Linked DNA regions of Homo sapiens: region 2 is linked to region 1. Evidence: chromatin loops called from intact Hi-C (ENCODE). Cell type or tissue: left lung. All regions are shown on one strand. Each heading gives the region's core, and the rest is flanking DNA. Links, peaks and the distances in the headings are about the cores only.

What was found. Hi-C counts contacts between places; a loop is a spot of excess contacts. Peaks named below come from ENCODE experiments on the same cell type or tissue, not always from the same donor. Only the 100,000 strongest peaks of a DNase experiment are listed, where the experiment ranks them.
Region 2: it touches region 1 in a loop (2.3-fold over the local background); 4 of 110 quality-filtered maps call a loop at or near these places.

The regions. Positions count from the first base shown.
Region 1 is chr21:39,099,785-39,110,284 of GRCh38, forward strand. No RefSeq gene overlaps it. Among named protein-coding and RNA genes, the nearest start is that of LINC02943, 21 kb to the left of the region's middle. In left lung, for the core only: no CTCF peak of the experiment used is centred there; no DNase peak of the experiment used is centred there; H3K4me3 peaks cover 737 bases; H3K27ac peaks cover 2,500 bases.
Region 2 is chr21:38,920,315-38,930,814 of GRCh38, forward strand. ETS2-AS1 (ETS2 antisense RNA 1) reads right to left here. Exons shown (of 4, transcript NR_120405.1): 2 at 3,324-3,379. Among named protein-coding and RNA genes, the nearest start is that of ETS2-AS1, 13 kb to the right of the region's middle. In left lung, for the core only: no CTCF peak of the experiment used is centred there; a DNase peak (open chromatin) is centred at 5,852; H3K4me3 peaks cover 943 bases; H3K27ac peaks cover 1,394 bases.

The DNA of each region.
Region 1 (10,500 bases), core at 4,254-6,753:
CAAATAATACATAAATACAGGGGTCTCCACCCACTGGGCCACAGCCTGGTACTGGTCTGTGGCCTGTTAGGAACAGGGCCACACAGGAGGAGGTGAGCAGCAGGTAAGCGAGCACTACTGCATAAGCTCCACCTCCTGTCAGATCAGCAGCACACGATTCTCATAGGAGCGCAAACTCCATTGTGAACTGTGCAGGCGAGGGATCTAGTTGCATGCTCCTTATGAGAATCTAATGCCTGATGATCTGAGATGGAGCTGAGGTAGTGATGCTAGTGCTGGGGAGCAGCTGCACATACAGACTTTTGTTAGCCAAGAGGTTTGACTGCACAGAGACCATAATAAGTCAACTGCTTTCAGACTCATAACAAAACCCTCTCAGTGAGTGGCAAGACACAATTAAGCTGCAGGCTTCATGGTGGCAAGTGAGCTTCAGTTGTACAGCTGCATCAAGTGGCAATAAAGGTAGGTCTGAGACAACTTCCCATCTCCATACATTCTGGATTAAAGTCAAGGCAGAATATCCTGCGGTTGCCAGAAAAGCACTGGAAAGCCTGCTTCCATTTCCAACATCCTATCTTTGTGAAGCAGGGTTTTCTGCAGTGACAGCAACCAAAACGAGATCACAAAGTAGACTGGACATAAGCACCACACTTCAGGTGTTACTGTCTCCATCACCCCCAGATGGAACCAGCTAGTTGCAGGAAAACGAGCTCAGGGATCCCACTAATTCTACATTATGGTGAGTTGTATAATTGTTTTATTATATATATTACAATGTAATAATAATAGAAATAAAGGGCATAAGAAATGGAATGCACTTGAATCATCCCAAAACCATCCCCCACGCCGTGGAAAAACTGTCTTCCATGAAACCACCCTCTGGTGCCAAGAAGGTTGGGGACCACTGCATAAATACACCTGGAATATCACATCAGGTAGGGAAGAAAAATAATGCCATGAAAGGAGACAGATAGAGTCCTGGGCAGGTTGAGGGTCAGCAAAGAAACCTTTCTGAGGACCCTGAATTTGAGCAGAGACCTGAATGAAGCGAGGGAGGAAGCCAAATAAATATCTGGGAAGATTTTTCTAGACCAAGGAAACAGCAGTCCTGACCAGGAAATAAGGTTGTTGCATTAAAGGAGCATCCAATAAAGGTTAAAGAAACAAGGTAGCAGGTGGTGAGAAATGAAGCTGAGAAGATAAGGCCAGGTCACGTAGTTTTTGCCAGCCATTCTCAGGAAATTGGATTTGATCTTTTTTTAATGAAGTTTTCCCTCTGTCTTCCCTCTTTACTACAATGCACTTAAGTGTGGTTTTCCTCATATCTATCTTGCTTGGGGTTCAGAGTCTTTTTGGAATAAGTAGTTTAAAGCCTGTCATCTGTTTGGGAAAATTTTTCATTATTATCTCTTCAGATATTACCACTCTCTCATTTTCTCCCTTCTTCTCCTTGTTAGACCTTTTACTTTGCATCCTTATGTCTCTTGCTCTTTTCTGATTTCCTCACTTTGTGCTTATTCTAGATATTTTTCTTATTCCAGTTCACTTTCTCCTCAGCTGTGTCTAATCTGTATTAAACCTTGGGGTCTGAATTCGATATTTTTTTTCATTTCTAAAATTTTCTTTTGATTCTGTTTTATACTTTCTAGTTCTCTGCCAAAATCCCCAATTTGTATTTATTTCCTTGACCATATTAAGCATGGTTATTTTAAATCCACAAATTTAGATATATGTCTCTCTCTCAACACTGTCTTGTCTCCTCATGCACCAGGTTATTTTGGTTGCATGCCAGACAATGTACATGAAATACATGGAGATATGGAAGAATGTTACCTTTTTCCAGACAGAAATTACAGTTACTTATGTCTGGAATCTATGGGCCCTAACAATCCCTAACCTCCTTAATCCAATCTGGGGTTGAACCAATTCAAACCTGGCTTAATTTATTGCAAATGCCAGACTATTTTAGATCAATTTTTACTCCTAGGCTGTACCCTTACGTGGTTTTCCCAACACAAATACTGAGATAGTTGTGGGGGAGGGGACTCTGGGTCTCAAGTTCCTTGCAGACCCTGAATGCCCATGTCTGTTCTCCTATCCCTGTTGTCTATCAACAGCTCTATTAGCTTCTCACTCTCTCAGGCACCTCTTCTGGAAAAAGGATACCTAGGGGAAAGTGGTCACAATGCTGGCTCACCTTTCTGTATTTTATTTCTCTCCCAGATCTTGTCCCTAAAATTATTGACTGCCTTGTGAACTGTCCAGTGCCTTCAGATATTTTTAATATTTTCTTCTTTTCTAGCTATTCTCAGGAAAAGGATTGGCTTTTATTGTATGTGTGCAGAAAAAATTGCTCGCAAAAATTACCCAAATTCTCCACCCCTCCATCTACACACACACACACACACACACACACACACACACACACACATTATTTATTGCTGGGGCTCAGAGGACAATACCCCAAAGTATCGTGCTTTGATATGCTGAGCACATCTTAATTAAAGGAAATTGGAAAGCCTCAAAAGCTACCGCAGAACCATAGACTTTCTAACCTTCTCTTGTTTCTCTCCACAATTGTCCCCTCCCCACAACAACCAAATGCAGAGAGGGGCTCTCTCTGGAATCTTCTTATGATTGAGGAAACTTCTTGCTAAAAGAAATTCAATTGTCAGCAGGGCACGGTAGATCACACCTGTAACCCCAGCACTTTGGGAGGCCAAAGCAGGTGGATCACTTGAGGTCAGGAGTTCAAGACCAGCCTGGCCAACATGGCAAAACCCTGTCTCTACTAAAAATACAAAAATTAGCCGGGCATGGTGGTGCATTCCTGTAATCCCAGCTACTTGGGAGGCTGAGGCAGGAGAATTGTTTGAACCTAGGAGGTGGAGGTTGCAGTGAGCCAAGATCATGCCCCCACAGCTTGGGTGACAGAGTGAGACTCCATCTCAAAAAGAAAAAAAAAGGAATTCAATTGTCTTAAACTCCCTCCCTAGGAATCTTATTGAACAACGAAGAAAGATTAACCCCTAGAGAAGAGACTCAAAGTCTCCACATCCAGACAGACTTTCCATCTATTCTTCTAAGGGCAGCTCTGAGAGATTACCTGAGGGACTGTACGTACATAACAAGGCGGCCTTTGCTCACACTTCAGTTCCCTCCCTTAATTTCCTATAACTTGTCCCCAAGCTGCTGTTTGTCCTTTGGTCCCATTCAGCATCCTAAGAAAATAATTTACAAACCATTGTCTGGTCTTCAGGCCCATTCATGCACCCTAAAATCACTGACTACCCTCTAAAATTGCCTGCAGCTCCTCACTTCCCTCCCTGCTATGATGAGGGTATCAAAGCTTCAACCATCCAGCCTTTCGTTGGTCCTCATATTTTGTATGGCTCCCATGCTTAGGCATGTTAATAAATATGCCTGCCTTTCCTCCTGTTAATCTGTTATTAGTTCATATCAGTGAATCGTCAAAGGGCAGAGGAAAAGCTTCCCTCTTCAACACTACATTATAAATTGTAAACATGTTCTGTTTTAATAATATAATATATACCCCATAAAATGTACAATGTGCACATTATTAAATGACAGAAGGATGGGGAATGAGTTAATATAAATAAAATGTTTAATGGTTTCTGTACCTCCACACTCTGAAGACCTCTGGTCTGGGAACACTTGGGGGGCTGGAGCACTAACTATTGTGGGGCAGGTGGACTGGGCTAGAGGTGATAAGAAGTGTTAATTCAGAATGTATTTTGAAGGTAGAATTCAAAAGGTTTGCTGATGAATTGGATGTTGGTATAAAAGCAAGAGAGGAGTCAAGGATGAATCCTATGTTTCTGGCCATTGCCTGAGATGGGAAGGATCAGGCTGCACTGGGGATCACGAGTCTATGGTCCACACTGGCACGTTACAGACCCTGAAATCCAAGTCAGTAGCAGGTTTTCCCCCCAAAGATCCCTTCCATTCCAGGGATGGAGCTTCCCAGGGACACAGCAGAGGACACGTGTCCCTCAAGAGGGCAGGATTGTTTGTCAAGGAAAAAAATAACTTCTCTCCCACTGAAATTGAACTCATAAGAAAGTTGTGTAATTTTAAATTCCAGCTCTTCCATAAACATTCCTCAAACTCTTCCCACCACTTCCAAACTGTGCTAGCAACAGCTTTAGTGCATCTGGACGTTTCCCAATCTGGGCTCTTCAGAGTATCCAGTGTACGAGTTAATACCTATCCTGTGGCAGAGGAGGAGGAGAAGAAAGAAGGAGAAGGAGAAGCTGGAAAGTGAGGAAGAAGGAAGAAAAGGAAAAAGAAAGAAAGATGGAAAGAAGGAAGGAAGGAGGGAAGGAAGGAAGGAGAAAGAAAGAAAGAAAGAAAGAAAGAAAGAAAGAAAGAAAGAAAGAAAGAAAGAGAAAAGAAAGAAAGAGGGAGGGAAAGAAAGAAAGGAAGGAAGGAAAAGAAAAGAAAAGAAAGAGAGAGAGAAAGGGAGGAAGGGAGGAAGGAAGGAAGGAGAAGAAGTGAGAGGAAAGGAGAAGAAGGAAGACAGGAAAGGAGGAATAGAGAAACAGAAAGAAGGAGGAAAAGGAGGAGGAGAGAAAGACGGAGCAGAAGAGAGAAAGATAGGAAAAAGAAGAAGGGGAAGAAGAGAATGAAAGAGAAGAAGTCTAAGAGGAAGGGGAGGAAGGGAGGGCAGAAGAAGGGAAGATGGAGGAGCAGGAGGATTCTCATGACCAAGTTTGGAAAATGCTGCAATAAACAACATGCACATGATGAACATCTTTCCTTACTGTGGGACTCCTCAGAGCCTTTAATATGCTATTGCACAATATGACTCTCTAACCAGGATGCAGAGTACGTAGCCATTCCCTGACTTATTGGCTCTGAATGCTTATTAATAGCTCATGAGTAATTTTGTTCTGCTGAACAATTCAGGAGACATTGCTGTAGACCCCAGGTCAACAACTATAGCCCAAAGGCTAACGTCAGCCTGCCATTTGTTTTTGTATTGCCAGAAAGCTAAGGATACTTGCAACATTTTTAAATGGTTGGAAAAATTTAAAAAGAAAAACAAAACTTCATGACAGATGAAAATTATATAAAGTTCAGATTTCAGTGTCCCTTTATTTTTATTGGAATACCGTCTTCGTCAGCTCAGGCTAATATAACAGAATACCATCAGCTGGGTGACTTAAACAACAAATATTTATTTCTTACAGTTCTAGAGGTTGGAAATTTGAGTCTAGGGTGCCAGCATGGCTGGGGTTCTGGTGAGGGCTCACTTCCTGGTTTGCAGGTGGCTGCCTTCTTGCTGTGACGAAAAGGAGAGCTCTGGTCTCTTCATCTTCTTACAAAGTCACTAATCCCACCATGGGGGGCTCCACCCGCATGATCTCATCTAAACCTAATTACCTCTCAAAGGGCTTCAATACATGGATTTGAGGGAGACACACTGAGTCCACAGCAACAGCCATGCTCATTCACTTACCTATCATCTGTGGTTGCTTTTGAGCTACAACAGCAGAGTTGAGTAGCTTGCAGCAGAGACCATTTGTCCCTCAAAGCCTAAAATATTTACAATCTGGCTCTTTACAGAAAAGGTCTGCCGACCCCTGCTCTTAGACTTCCCACACAACGTAGCATTAAAATATGCATTGTCATTCTGTATTTCTTCACTGTTAACTCTTATTTCCTCAGCTCTATTCACTACTCTGCAAGCAGGAACCATGCCCTATAATTTTCTGTTTCTGGCAGAATCTGGCACAGTGCTGAGCACAAGGACAGTGCTCGAATATCTCTGTAGTGGCCTTCTTGCCAAGCATCAGGTATTTATTGGGAGGTGACACTTTTCAAAGAAGGTCATTGGGAGGCACGTGGAGAATGGTAGCTTTGAGAAAATATCTCCTGGGGAGACAAAGCCACTCTGTGTTACTTAGGACAAGCAAGGACGGGTCTGCTGCATGGGAAAAAAAAAAAAAACAGCATTGAGTGAACACTGGCTTTTATGTATACAGTGTCTTGATCATTTTTCTTTTAGGAAAGAAATTTAAACTACACGATTGAATTACATGGTATATTAGCTTCAGAGCATTCAACGCTGTCAGCTGGGAATAATAGTAATACCCCAGTCTGTGGTTGTTTTGAAAGTTGAGTGGAGGAATGGAACAAGATAATATAAATAAAAACTGCTTTGTCAGTGGTTAAGGTGCTATATCAGCAAGTTATGCACACCCTTCTGGTCAGGCCCGTCCTAGCATTGGTGAGGCCCAAGGCATGTATAAAAATGGAGGCCCACAAACCACACGGCTAAACACTGAAAAGTAATAAATCAAGTTAACAAGCTGTTCAGTTGTGTTCTAGCCGCCTGCTTGATAAATATGCCTTATAACAACCTGGAAAACCTGGTTTGAATTTGGAGGTCTTGGGCTCCCAAGACAGTGCTGGAATATGGTGGTCTGGGAGGAAGTGGCTCTGTCCACTAGCTGGCATCCCACCCCCTCCTTTCTCCCTTTCTTTTTCCCCTGCCCAGTTCTGTCTCACCTCCTAAGAAATAGGCACCTGTGGTTGTGCAGCTCACATGGCCAAACTCCAAACACTCTCCACACACACAGCCATCTCCACTTCATTGCCACCCTTTGGCCACTCCTTGGCTACCCCTTGGGCCTAACAGTACACAACCAGCTGCAGGTTTGCTCTTGGGAGGGATCCTGGGAAGAAGCTGACTTTGGACCATTTGAGTGGGAATTCCAGAGTCCCAGGTGCCAGAAGCATGGTCTAGAAGGGAAGTGAGGGTGGGGTATGTCCTCTGAGCCCCACAGGCTCCTGGCCCCATGGTAGGACAAGGTGAGGCCCTTCTTGTCCAGGCCTCAGGACAGGACTGATTCTGACCTGAAGCTCAGTTATCTCACTAATAATCACTACAGTGACAGCAGCAACCGTGTGTCGAGTGCTCCTGCGTGCCAGCCACTCTTCTACGTGCCTCGCACTTACTTTACTTAATAACAAAGTCTTCCTCAACTGGGGCTGTCAAGTGGGAATCTGTTTGCATCTTGGCACGACTGTCACATGAAAGCCAGTTCTCACTGAGGAGGAGGATTTTCTAAGTTCCTTAGCACACGGGGAGCAAGCAGAGAAGCACCAGCTCAGCGAGGCTCTTCCCTGGGGTAGGAGGACTTCCTCCCACGGGAACGGCCCAGCCGCAGGTAGGACGCCAGAAGGTCAAAGGATGTTAGAAACCCAAGCCTCTGCCTTGGCTGATCCAGGGGATCCGAGACAGAAGAATGGAGAGCAGGAGCAAGTGAAAACCTGACCCCCTGCAGCCCACACCTCGATGGTTGGAGCACAGAGCTTTTAACCATATCCAGAAAGATACCTGAGAGCCCTGGAGCATCGGGGCCTGTAGCCTGCTCTCCCGGGCATAGAGTAGAGGAAATTGCAAGCCCCAGGGAGAGCCCCAGCCTTCAGCTCAGAAAAGGCGGAAGAGGAAGAGGAAGGCACCTAGGAGATGTGAACCTGGGCGAACCTGAGGAAGAATCCGCCTTGGCCTGTGTACAGCATGCAGGGAGTCAAGTCAAGGGGGTGTGGATTGGGTGAGCGTGGTGGGCGGGCTGGAAGAAACCTGGGTAGTGGCAGTGATATCTAGAAAAGTTTTCTTCCCTGATAAAGACAGGCATGTGAGGAGAAATAGGTCTGACTCTAAACCGGCTGAGTGTGGAGGTGATGGATGGAGCAGCAGCAGCCTTCTTTCAACCAGCAGAAGATAGGCCTAGGAAGCACCCATCCCACAGAGGTGGCCAAGCAGAAAGAGGGAAGGCAGCCTGATGCTGGAAGACGCCTCTGAACCCCTGAACCCCAGAAAGGCTGCCTCTATGCTTTAAAATGTGGTTTCTTGCTACTTAAGTCTTTTTTCCTGGGACTCTTCCTGGCTCTCAGTCCAAAGCTTCCAAATGAAAATGAACCTTTTCCTGCTCCTATGTGGAGAGTTTCTTTTCTGCGAAGGGACTCCACGTCCTTGCCTTTCCTGGAGAAGGCAGTGGGAAGGCAAGCAGGTCGCCAACACCCACCACTGCGCCCTGGGAGAAGTCATTTCTGCAGGGACAGTTCTGAATGAGAACAAATACTTGAGAGTATTTAAGGAAATAAAGGACATCTGGTTACACAGCGGCTTTGACGGAGGCAGCAAGAGATGGGTGGTGAAGAAACGAAGAGGATGAAGGTGGGGCCGCCCACGGGGACCCAGCCCCAGGGGCGAGTGCTGTTGATGGTGTGGTTTTCCTTCAGAATCCTGGCACCAAGGTGCTGCGGAGGCCGAAGCAAGTACAGCAAGCTCTGAGCCTTGGGGTTCCATCTGCGTTGAACTGGTGCCGTCTACAGCACGTGAGTAAATACAACATAACAAAAAGAAAAGGTTTTTCTCAGAGCCTATGAATATGGAACTACTAATTTGAGTCCAGGCCATCAATCCCAATCTAGTGACCCAACAGCCATGGGGTGTGTATGCACAAAACCACTTGGATGAGAAACAGGATGGAGGAGGGAAGCCACTAATAAATGCCTCCTCGGGCGCCCGCTCCAGCCGCGCACTGTCTCATAGCCCACCCTGTCCACTGAGGCACAACCCCACTCGTGGCCTTCCCCCAACTGAGGCTTCAGGGGGCTCTTGGGGGCTGTCTTGGCTCATATCGGGCCCAAGTCTGGTCAAAAGTCCAATCTCTACCTCTTGGCATGAGCTGGTTCCTTCCTCAGCTCCTCCTACCCCTGCCCCCACCAGGTACCACCTTCCATAGATTCTTCTGTTCCCACAGGTGTGCAAGGTAGCGGGGAGACCTGTGTCTGCCCAACAAGGCCCGGGCTCCAGGGGCCCTAACCAGGTGTGGGCTGAGAACGGGAGCTCCCCAAGGGCGGGCCGCGCTCCTCATCCTCTCGCTAAGCCCTTGCTGAATGAGTGAAGGAGGGGCTTTGGAAGCCCAGGTCTGCAGAGTCGAGAGAGAACCTCTCCGCTCCCTTGCGTCCTCAAACTCTGCCCTCTACTTCCTGGGTACAGGCCAGACTTCATCTCCCAGCCTCCCTGGCAGATGAGGGCAGGCTCCTCTTGATGGAATGGGGTGAAAGCAAGGAAGCCATATCCATGCTGGCCCATAAGAAGCTGCTACAGAACCCTTCCTCCTCCCTTCCTCCACCACCCAGCAGGAAGCAAGGGAGCCCGGGGCGCCACGGTGGACCACAGGATGAATGACACAGGCCCCTGGGTCCCTGAGCCGCTCTCTCAGTTCCGCCTCTCAGCATGAAAGATCCCAAATGTGGGAACTATGTGTTCTAGCAGCTGGCATCGCCTTCACCAACTCAGGGTTTAGGACAATATTGTTTGTGCCCCAATGTCTAACAACACTTTTCGTTAAATAATCATCATCACAGCTGATATTTACCGAGACCTTCGAGTTCCAGCCACTAGCCAAGTGCTTTGTCAGGATCTGATTTTTTAGAGCTCATGACCACCCCTGGGATGCAGGTGTGTGGTGTGGGGATCGTTGCAGCCTCCCCACATCCATTCCATTCCTTCCCAAGCGCTGCATTCTGATTAGGATGAGGTTGGCCCTATCCTTAGCACCAAAGATGGACCCCGACTGTGTCCAGGGTGGACAGTGTGTGTCCTAAGTCAGTCTCAAGAGCTCAAGAGCTCTGTTTCAGATGGAGGAGGAAACACCACCTCTCTCCCCAAATATTAATAGGAAGATGTGAAGCCTGGATGCCCTTGGACATCCTCTTGCAACCAGGAGGGAAGCCAGCCTGAGCCAATTCATCCAACAAAGCCAATTCATGATGTAGGACAAGGCAGAGGCAAAAGAACCACAGAGAAACAGAACCAGAGCCTGGTGCAGTTATACCTCAAGCTCAGCTTGGCAGAAGCAGTTAGTACTCATGAAATATTCCATGTGCTTGCCACGTGCCTTGAGCCACTAGGGCTGCCATACTGAAGTGCCCCAGATGCGGTAGGTTATTGTCTCAGCTCTGGAGGCTGGATGTCCTTGCAGTTAAATTGGAGCCATATGTCTAGGTCTGGCCACTAAATTGTAAATGACAGTGGTATGTGTCACTTCTTGGCTAAGGCAGGTAAGAGCCAGTGTGCTTTCCTCTCTCCTGATCCCATGATGCTCTTAGTAGCCAGGTGCCGAGATGGGGAAAACAAGAGGGCAGGAACGTGGATCTCTGCATCAGGAATGGAGGAGGGGCCCAGCTAGCGGCACTGAATTGTCGGTGAGCAAGAGGTGTACATCGTGGCGTTATGCCTCCATGCTTCTGGTGCTCACAATGCTGATTAATACATCTACTGTTCTTCTAAAATCAGGACTCCTAAATTGCCAAGACCAGTAAAATCCCGTGATTGTTGAAGCCAGATGAAATCAGGTTTTTTGTTAGTTGCAGCTGAAAGCAACCTAACTCATACAGTATTGTCACTTCTTTAAAATGTAGAAACTAGGGCTTAGTGAAATAGAGTGACTTGCTCAA
Region 2 (10,500 bases), core at 4,466-6,965, 180 kb before region 1:
CTTATTTGTCATTGGTTAGCCCAGTATTTCCCTGTTTTTTTTTCTTTTTTTTTTTTTTGTTTGTTTGTTTGTTTTTTGAAACAGGGTCTTACTCTAGCAGCCAGGCTGGAGTGCAGTGGCGCAATCTCAGCTCACTGCAACCTCTGCTTCTTGGGTTCAAGTGAACCTCCTGCCTCAGCCTCCCAAGTAACTGGGACTACAGGCACACGCCACCACACCTGGCTAACTTTTGTATTATTTGTAGTAACAGGGTCTCACTATGTTGCCCAGGCTCCTAACTTATTTGATCACCAAACCCACTTGATCGTGGAAAAAGAAGCAGCTAATGTCAGCATCACTCTTGGCCCACGTAGATCTTCAAGATGGAAGTCACCAAAGTACAAATGTTCCATGTGTGTAGGCTCTGGAGCCCTGGGTGGGTGTTCACCTGATTTACTGGAGTGTTTGTGGTAGTGTAGCCATGGGCGTGATGATTCTTGACTAGGAGGTTTTGTTCCCCAGGAACAGGGGCTGCAAACAGATGAGCTAGGGAGACAATTCAGGCATGGATGGTTGAGTAAACACAGAACGTTTAAAAAGAAAAATCAGCAGAATTACGTTGGTGCTCCTGTGTGGGATTCCTTTCCAAACTATAGTCATGGCTTTTAAAAATCTCAAAGATCCTTTGGTTTTCTTTCTCACACTTCCATTCCCCAGAACCCCTACCCATTCCTTAGCATTGTTGTTTCTTAAATGCAATGATCTTCTCATGGTCCACAGACCTAGGAGAGGAATGGAGACCCCTCCAGCCCAGAGCCAGCCCCAGACGTCTGACACCAGGGCTGCTATTTTGAAGGGTGCTTCGAGATCTGCAGCTCCAGGCATTTTGTTATTTTGCTATTTGCTTTTGGAACTTCTTAAAACAAACCTCAAAGACGAGAAAACTCCTGTTTGAAATGAATTCCTTTTAGAATCCAAGAAATGACTCATAGAAGCTGTTTTGGCATTTATGTTCCCTGTTAAGATGATTAGGCTCATAAATTCTATTTTTGAAATGCAGTCTTTGTACCCCGAATATTTTTCCAGAACAGCAACAAAAAAAACCTGAGGTGGAGGAGTAGGGGAGGAATGATATCCCTATTTACATGTTTGCTATGATTTAAATACATGCTGTTGCCTACTTATTTTTGTATTTTATCATCTATTTTTCCCCACACTATTAAAGAGGTTGGGCAATTTTCTTCAGTGAACTTGCTTAAAATGCTCTTTTTCTAAAGAAGAAACTGACTTTTAAAAATATCACTAGCTCATATGAACAAACTCATGTCTTGTTCATGTATGAGCTAGTAAGATTAAAAGTTCTGTTTTCACTCAAATGTCCAATGACTGATGAATGAATAACAAAAATGTGGAATAGTATTCAGCCTTAAAAAGGAATAAAATTCTGATACTTGTTCCAAGTAGGAATATATCTTGAGGACTCTGGGAGCACACTTTCAGAAACACCAGTGGCCTGGGGCTTCTTCCCCCGCCTGGTTTTGATCTTACCAACACTGCTGCTCCCGAAACAGCCTAGTTACTCATTCTTCAAAACTAATGCTTGGCTGGACCCAAGCCCTACTTTAATCACAAAACTGGTACCGTTCCAACTGAGTTAGGTGGTTTTCTTAGGGCCATGCAACGGACTGTCTTGGCAGGGGGCAGGTGCAGCCTTCCTTCTTGGGAAAAAAGTCTCAACTGTAGAAATGTGATGGCCCCTGAGATTTGTTTTAAGTTATTGTAGTTGTTACCTAAGTTTTATGCACCAACGCCTTTGTTCTTGTGTAATAAACTGTCAACTGCAGCATGTTCAAAGTAGCTCAACCCTCTATTTGGTCATAAAATTAATCCTAATCTAAAAACCACTCTTTCATTTGTAATTGCGTGGCAAGCCCAAGTTTTTAAGGAGCGTTTTGTTGTTCGGTACTTTTGATAACACCTGTGAAGCAGTGCTGGTCATGAGAAAAGACTTCGTGTGTGCCTTTTCAAGAACAATGAACTGCACTAAACTCTTTTTTTTTAACTTGAAGTTCAGGGGTACATGTGCAGGTTTGTTATATAGGTAAACTTGTGCTGCGAATGTTTATTGAACAGATTGTTTCATCAACCACATATTAAGCCTAGTACCCATTAGTTATTTTTTCTGATCCTCTCCTTCCTCCCACCCTCTACCCTCAAGTAGGCCCCAGTGTGCGTTGCTCCTCTCTATGTGTCCAAGTGTTCTCATTATTTAACTCCCAGTTATAAGTGAGAACATGCAGTTATTTGGTTTTTTGTTCCTGTATTAGTTTGCTAAGGATAATGGCTTCATCTACGTGCCTGCAAATAATATGATCTCATTCTTTTTTATGGCTGCATAGTATTCCATGGTGTATGTGTATCACATTTTTTATCCAGTCAATTACCGATGGGCATTTAGGTTGATTCCATATCTTTGCTGTTGTGAATAGTGCTGCAATGAACATATGTGTGCATATGTCTTTATGACAGAACGATTTATATTTCTTTGGGTATATACCTGGTATTGGGATTGCTGGGTTGAATGGTAGTTCTGTTTTTAGCTCTTTGAGGAATCACCACGCTGCTTTCCACAGTGGCTGGCCCAATTTACACTCCCACCAACAGTGTAGAAGCATTCCTTTCTCTCCATAAACTCACCAGCATCTGTTATTTTTTGACTTTTTAGTAATAGCCATTCTGACTGATGTGAGATGGTATCTCATTGTGGTTTTGATGCGCATTTCTCTAATAATTAGTGATGTGTAGCTTTTTTTTCATATGCTTGTTGGCCATGTATATGTATTCTTTTGAAAAGGAATTGCCTAAACTCAAATCTCAAAAGAAGTATTCTACTGTTTGAGTTTCAAATGAAAAATTAAGCATCAAGAATAAAGATCTTCAAGAATGTCATTTTTGAGCGTCTCTGGCATGACTAAAGAGGTCATGAATGCCCATCTCATGTGTATCTTCATGCTTTCCCTAAGGCACAGGCCATGTTTCTGAATTACATGTCAAGAGATATACACAGTCGAGGGAGTGACCAGCCATTACATTCCAAAAATAATCCCTGTGAAGTAATTATAATCTGTTTACCTTGATTTGTCCAGAACAACTTGGTCATCAAGCATCTCTCTTTATGATGCACCCGCATGGATTTTGGTAAAGTAGAGATTGTGGAGGACTGAATGTATCAAATATAGACAAAAGTGTCAGATAAGCTTTACAAATAAGTTTGCCACATTTTTTCAGGTGTAGGCAATTCTCGCTGACTTCACCGGGGCTGATCTGGAGTGATGTTAACTTACCCCAGTGAGCTTTGTCCTCTCAGCTTCGGGCTTCTGGGCCACTCCCAGTTGATGTCCTGGGGCACAAGAGATGGGGGAGATGGATAAGAACACAGTTCCCATCAGTTTCCAGGATGCCTCATTAGGAAGCTCTCTTTTTGGCCAGACCTGGGGGAGACACCATATAACACAATGCACCCCAGAGGAAAGGCAGTGAAGTTTAGCAGGGCTGAGCCATCCCCACTTGAGATACGAGGCTGGGCACCATTTTACACCAGTGATGACACCTCTAATGGGGTGGAAAGGTCACTTAGGCATGGCTATCTTCAACTCCACTATTGACCTTCCCCACCTCCACTCCTTTTCTGCCCTCCCTCTATAGTCTGGGCAGAAAGAAGGAAGAGATTTCTTCCAGAGGTCGTAAGATAAGCCACAGAAGAACTTCTCTCCACAAAGCCCCCATTTGTGGTCATGGAAGGCAGGCGAAGGTTGGTGCCCTTGGATGAGTGTCTCTTGCTCTGGAATGGAGGGCGGGCGCTGGTGCTAGCATTTCCCTCACCTTTGGAAACTCCCTTGGCTGTAAAGAGCAAGATGAGGCCAGGCGCAGTGGCTCACACCTGTAATCCCAGCACTTGGGGAGGCCAAGGTGGGTGGATCACGAGGTCAGGAGATGGAGACCATCCTGGCTAACATGGTGAAACCCCACCTCTACTAAAAATACAAAAAAATTAGCCGGGCGTAGTGGCGGCGCCTGTAGTCCCAGCTACTCGGGAGGCTGAGGCGGGAGAATGGCGTGAACCCGGGAGGCGGAGCTTGCAGTGAGCCGAGACTGTGCCACTGCACTCCAGCCTGGGCGACAGAGCGAGACTCCGTCTCAAAAAAAAAAAAAAAGAGCAAGATGAGAGGACACAGGCAGGGGCGGCCCCAGTGAAGCTGCCAGCTGGAGCCTCCATATCCCCTCCCCAGCCTTCCTGCAGATCCACTGCTGATGGTGTCACCCAGCCCCTTGCCTGCAGCCGAGGCCCGCTCCCCTCTCAGATGGCGCTCCACCAATCCCAAGAAAGGGGCGATGAGTCCCAAGAATGTCTGCCTTTTAATGGGTGCCAGTCCGGGCCCAAAGGGTTGTGGGAGAAACAATGAGCTGAAAGGGGCCCCTCTGATCTTTGGACTCACATCCTTCAGGGGGACTACAGGCTGCATCATTCATTCCTTCATTGATTCAATAACTGTTCATTGAGTTTCTGCTCTGTGTTCTCAAGGTTGAGAATTGGCAGCAAACAAGACAAACAGACTCTGCTTTCATGGTTTTGAGTACCTTGAGACCTACAGCCCCAAGCCAAGAAATCCAGCTTTCCCATCACAGCACAGGGTGCTATAAAGAACATCAGGTGGGTCATGGGCTGCAGAGCAACTGAATCCCCCTGAACACTCCCCCCGTTCAGGGAATGCCAAGCTAAGGCCTCAGTGAGGAAAAGGAGCCAGGTAAGTGAAAATACAGGGGGAAAGCTTTGTGTGGGGAAAACGTGCAAAGGCCCTGGGGTAGGTGGTCTGGAGTATTCAAGGAGCAGCGGGTGTTTTGCAGCTGCAGGGGAAGGAAGGAGGGATGTGCAGAGATCTCAGTGCAGCCCTTCACACAGGGCATCATGGGGGAGGCATGAAGATGGTCCCAACTGTCTTCTGAGGACACTCTCTGGTCTCATCTGGAGCCCCGAGCGTGGGCTTCTAAACCACTCAAGGGACCAGTGGAAAAACTTGTCTGATTCAAAACCCAGTGAAGAAGCCAGGGGTGTTGGCATGTGCCTGTAGTGCCAGCTACTTAGGAGGCTAAGATGGGAAGATGGCTCAAGCCCAGGAGTTCAAGGCCAGCCTGGGCAAAGTAGAGTCCCTGTCTGTCACAAAAGAGTAAAATTAAATAAATAAAATCAACCATGCACTGCTGTCCTCCTTGCACACCACTGAAGAGGCTCCTGCCTTCTTTGGCGGTCCCTCCATTCATATCCAGCATCATAAGATGTCAGGCACACATCTCAGCCTGCTGTATTCCCAGCAGAGGAGGCAGAGCCAGGACACCAGCCCATTCTTCCTAACTAATCTGCCGTTTAATTAGACCAGTTCTTCTCAACAACGGGGTGCTGTTTCACCCAGGGGACACTGGCAACCTCTGGAGGCATTTTTGGTTGGCACAAATGGGGCAGGGGTGCTTCTGGCATCTGGCAGGTAGGAACAGGGGTGCTGCTAACATCCTGCAGCACTGGGGACAGCCCCCCACACCAGAAAACCATCCCATCCAAAATGCTAACCCATAGATCAGAAGGAAGATGAGCCTGGGGAGAAAACTAGAGAGGATTTTGCTCCAGAAAAAAATGACCCACAATAAAGCTGGCTCAGCTCCTTTCAAAATTAAATACCTTCCTTCTTTGTCACACACTGGAAAACGAGCGAGTTTCTATTTCAGGCTGTGGGGTGAGTTAGCGTCGGCTTGGCCGGCTGTCTGGCAGAGGCTCCGATTCATCAATGACAGCTAAGTGTGGTTTGCTGTGTGTCAGGAGAAGGTCCAGGATGGGCTGGGGCAGGGAGTGTGGGGGGCAGACCACCCTCATCTCTGGGGCTGCTGGAGCTTCCGGAGCCTGGAGCACACCCAGCCTGCTTCTCCTTGTGGGAAGTGATTAAATGTGAAGCTTAAAGCTGTAAGGACTTCCTGGCATCGCGGGTTTTTACTTCTGAACTTGTTCCCCCCTCTCTTTACTTGCCCTCTGAAGCTCCCAAATTCAGGGCCAGGCACAGTGGCTCATGCCTATAATCCCAGCACTTTGGGAGGCCAAGGCAGGTGGACTGCTTGAGGCCAGGAGTTGGAGACCAGCCTGGCAATATAGCAAGACCCCATCTCTATAAAATAAATTAATTAAGCTCTCAAATCGAAAGCAGAGGTGTGTGTAGAAATACCCTTAAATAGATATGACAGTGATGTCATTGTACAACATAGCTGTCAGGGTGGAAGTGTGTCTCCCAAAATTGATATGTTGAAGCCTTAACCCATGGTAGCTCAGAATGTGACTCTGTTTGGACATGGGGTCTTCAGAGGGGTAACTAAAGTAAAGTAACGCTATTTGGGTGAGTCCCTAATCCAGTCTGACTGGTGTCCTCATAAGAAGAGGAGACAGAAACATACACAGAGGGATGAGCTTGTGAGGACACAGGGAGAGGACGGCATCTATGAGTCGAGGAGAGAGACCTCAGGAGAAATCTACCAGTCAGGAGAAACCAACCCTGCCACACTTTGGTCTTGGACTCCAGCCTCCAGAACTGGGAGACAATAAATTTCTGCTGTTTAAGACAGCCAGTCTGTGGTTCTTTGTTATGGCAGCCTTGGCAAACTAATCCCACATGCTTAGAGCTACGAGGGGTTCAGATATTCTCCTGTGCAACCTGCCCCCCAGGGTCACCATCTCTTTTATGGACACACTCTGAGAAGCCATCAGTCACTGTTGGGGATGGAGACCTCACTACGTCTCAAAGAAATTGTTTAGCATGGTATATTAGCTTTATCTTGCTGCTGTAACAAATTATTTTAATCTTGGGTGTTTAAGGAAATAGCAATTTATCCTCTCATGGTTCTGGAAGCCAGAAGTCCAAAACCAGTTTCCCTGGGCTAGCACCCTCCAAGGGCTGTGGTGGAGAATCTGTTTCCTTGCCTTTCCCAGCATCTAGAGCTACATCCCTTGCATTTCTTGGCTCCTGGTCCCTTCCTTCCTCCATCTTCAAAGCCTGTAGTGTAGCATCTTGCTTCCTCGATCAGATGGCCCTCTTCTGTCTATGTAAAATCTCCTTCTGCCCATCTCTTATAAGAACACTAGAGAGTGCATTTAGGGCCCTCCTGGATGAGCCAGGACAAACTCCCATCCCAGATCCTTAATTTAATCACATTTGCAAAGTCTCTGCCCTATAAAGTGATGTATTCACGGGTTCCAGAGATTAGAATGTGGGTATCTTTGCAGGAAGGGGGGATTCTTCAGCCTCACACACATTGGCCTCCTCTCCAGGGCTGAAAGTCACCTCTCCAGAGCTTCCAACCCATCACTCCTTGTTGTGAACTCTGCAGCAAATAACCCATGTCTAACTCTTCCTACTTGAGATCTTCCTCCAGCTTTCTGAGAACAGCTCAGGTGCACCTTCAAGGGTGCCCATTTCCAGACTGGCTGCCCCATGATTTCCCTCCTTCCTCATGGGCTATGGCCTCCCAAGGCCTCTGCAGCCTGTTTCCTCTCCAACAGACTTGAGTTGGTTAATAGCTCTCGAAAAATGTGGCAACAAGAATGGGTGAGATGCTGCAAGGTGACTCCACAGCCCAGAGAACAGCAGGTGCCTGCCCTTTAGTGCCGTAGGCTATGGGCCATGGGCCACAGAGCTTGCTTCAGCTTCAGTATCTGCATTTCACCTGCAAGGCACTGAGGCCCCATCACTGAAAAACCACAAGAGCAGAAATCTTCCACCTTGTCTACCACAGAGTTCCAGTTCCTAAGACACCGGCCTACTCCTAACTGGGGCTCAAAAAATACCTGTTGATGAAACAAATGTAGCATTAATTCTACTTGCCAAGTCTATGAGTAGATATTTATCTTTAATCTTCCAGAATTTCAACTTTGCCATGAATATAACATTTTTTGTCTCGTATAAACAATGGTTTGCGGAAAAACAAAAGAGGCTTTTCGATAAACAGAGAGAGCCCAGCCAGTGAAGCTTCAACACTTTTAAGATTCTAAGTCACTAGTTCACGGTTAATTCAAGTAACTACTTTGCAGACTGGAAGGGTGAAAAGAAGTGACAAAGACCCCTCTTCCTCCCACTTCAGTTAGGGGGTAGGGGAGAAAGAGAGAGAGGGGAACATTTATGGGACGATGGAAAGTCCAAAAGGAACCAAAAATTTTCCCACGTCAAAAAAGGCAGAGTCCAAAGAATAAGAGAAAAGTCTGATGAGGCCTGAATATCATCAGCTATTATAGAGGAACGAGTTTGATTTAATTGTAGCAGCTACACTTGTACACATTTGAGGTGGAGAAAAAACTGGACCTCCTGACACAGTCATGTTTTCATGTGAACAGGAAAGATTCTACTGCAGCAGGCCATGGGCCAGCCCAGACAACTGTCTGCAGCCAACACCTGCTGTGTGTACTTAGCTCTTCACTGGCAGCCTCACCTTCCCTGCACCCCACATCCTTAATGGGGGTGATGCTCTTTCCAAAGGGCAGAAAACTGGTTCTTAAGGGGTCAACAAATCTTAGACATCATAATGGTTTGTGGCCCTTTAAATTTTCATTCTCTACAGCACATTCTTACTCTTTAGTATTGAATTTCCTTTGTTGTGAGGAAATTAAATTAAGTTTAAATCGATTAGTTTTTCTTTCTGGGAGGTGATAAGGATGGAAAGGTTGTACAACAGGGCCCCAACCCACCCTGGCACCAGCAGCCCTGTCCACTGAGGAGTCTGAAGCTCACTCACACTTGGGCCTAAGTGTTTGACTGGGATGTCTGATGGATGGAACCTTTCCCACCAGCTGCCAGCCATGCTGCACAGAGGTGTGAGCATGTAGGGAGGAACCAATGCAGTGGGCCAGGGGTACCATCTTCATTGCTCCTCGAAGATGGTGGCTCTTTTCTCTGTTGCTGTGACATATGGCTTCTGCTAGTCACAAGCCTGTGGCCACATAGCTCCCATGTCTGGCTTCCTCTTGCAGCATGCTGCTTTGCCCTTGCCAATTCTTGGTTAGTCTTTTCCTCATGCTTCCCAAGAGGGTGACAGGGTGGGTTGATCAGTCATTATCTAGTTTCCAATATCCTTTGTGTTAGTTTCCTTGGAGCTGCTGTAGTAAATTACCATAGACTTAGTGGCTTTAAAAACACAAAATTTGGGGGCCATAAAGAAGGAAAAAACGTCTACTCTCACCCTCCTAGGTTCCCCAGCTATAGTCTTGTAAATGAGACTAATTGCTAATGGTTTGAATGTCTCTCTTCCAAAACTCATGTTGAAACTTAATTGCCAATGTGATGTAATGTAATGTATCAGGAGGTGGGGCCTTGAAGAGGTGATTAATAGATTAATGTCATTATTGTGGGAGTGGGTTAGTTGTTGCAGAAGTGGGATCCTGATGAAAAGAATGAGTTCAGTCTAATTTCCTCTGCTTGTCTCACATGCTCACTTCTGCCTTCTGCCATGGGCCCACCTTGGCCAGATGCAAGTGCCAAGCACTTGGACTTCCCGGCCTCCAGAACTGTGAGCTAAATCAATCTCTCTTTTTTGAAATAAATTATCTTGTCTGTGGCATTCTGTTATAGCAGCAGAAGATGGACTAAGGCACTGATGAAGGACAGATTAACAAGAGGAAAGCAGACAGAAGTTTACTAATGTGTGCATCTTAACCATGCATGAGGAGCACTCAGGGATGAGTAACTCAGAGGGGTGGATAGAACTTGGGTTTACATAGAATTTTAACAAAAGAACAGTCAATTTTGTAGAGAAGTGACAAGACAAGAGAAAAGGGCTTTGAGTTTCAAGGGGGAGGACACATTGTGGGAAGACAAATATATGGAAAACCTAATGGTAGATAAGGGCTAGTTAATAAGGTTTGTTGATTCCCCTGGTGCCGTCACAGGCTGATAAGGGTCTAGAGCTGTCTCTGATGATTAACACTTGCCCTTCTTGGTAGAGAAAGGAGGGGGATACCTTTACAAATTTATGTTCCGCTTTTAGACAAACAGGGGGAAGGCAGGGAGCTTTTCTTCTTCTCAATTGCCTTCAGCTTAAAATAATCCTGTTACCAACATGGCTTATATTGGGGAGGCATATTATTCTGCTATGCTTCAGGGCCCACTCAGATAATTCAGTATAATTTCCCATCACAAGATACCTTATTTATCACATCAGCTGTGTAGAGTAACATATTCACAGGGATTCAGACACAGGCTTTTTTGGGGGAAGAGAGGGGGCATTGTTCAGGCTACCTCATGCCTTAAGACAGTGTTCTTCTGCCAGGACACTTTGCTGACTGACAGCCTGCCTGGAAGGCAGGCTTTATCAGTGGTGGATAGAGCAGTTAAATCACAGAATGCAACTCAACTTGGCAACCTGTGGATCAGGGGGCACCCCAAGAAACTGGGTTGTTGTAGATGCTCTGCTGGGCCATGCCTGCAAGGCCTGCCCTGA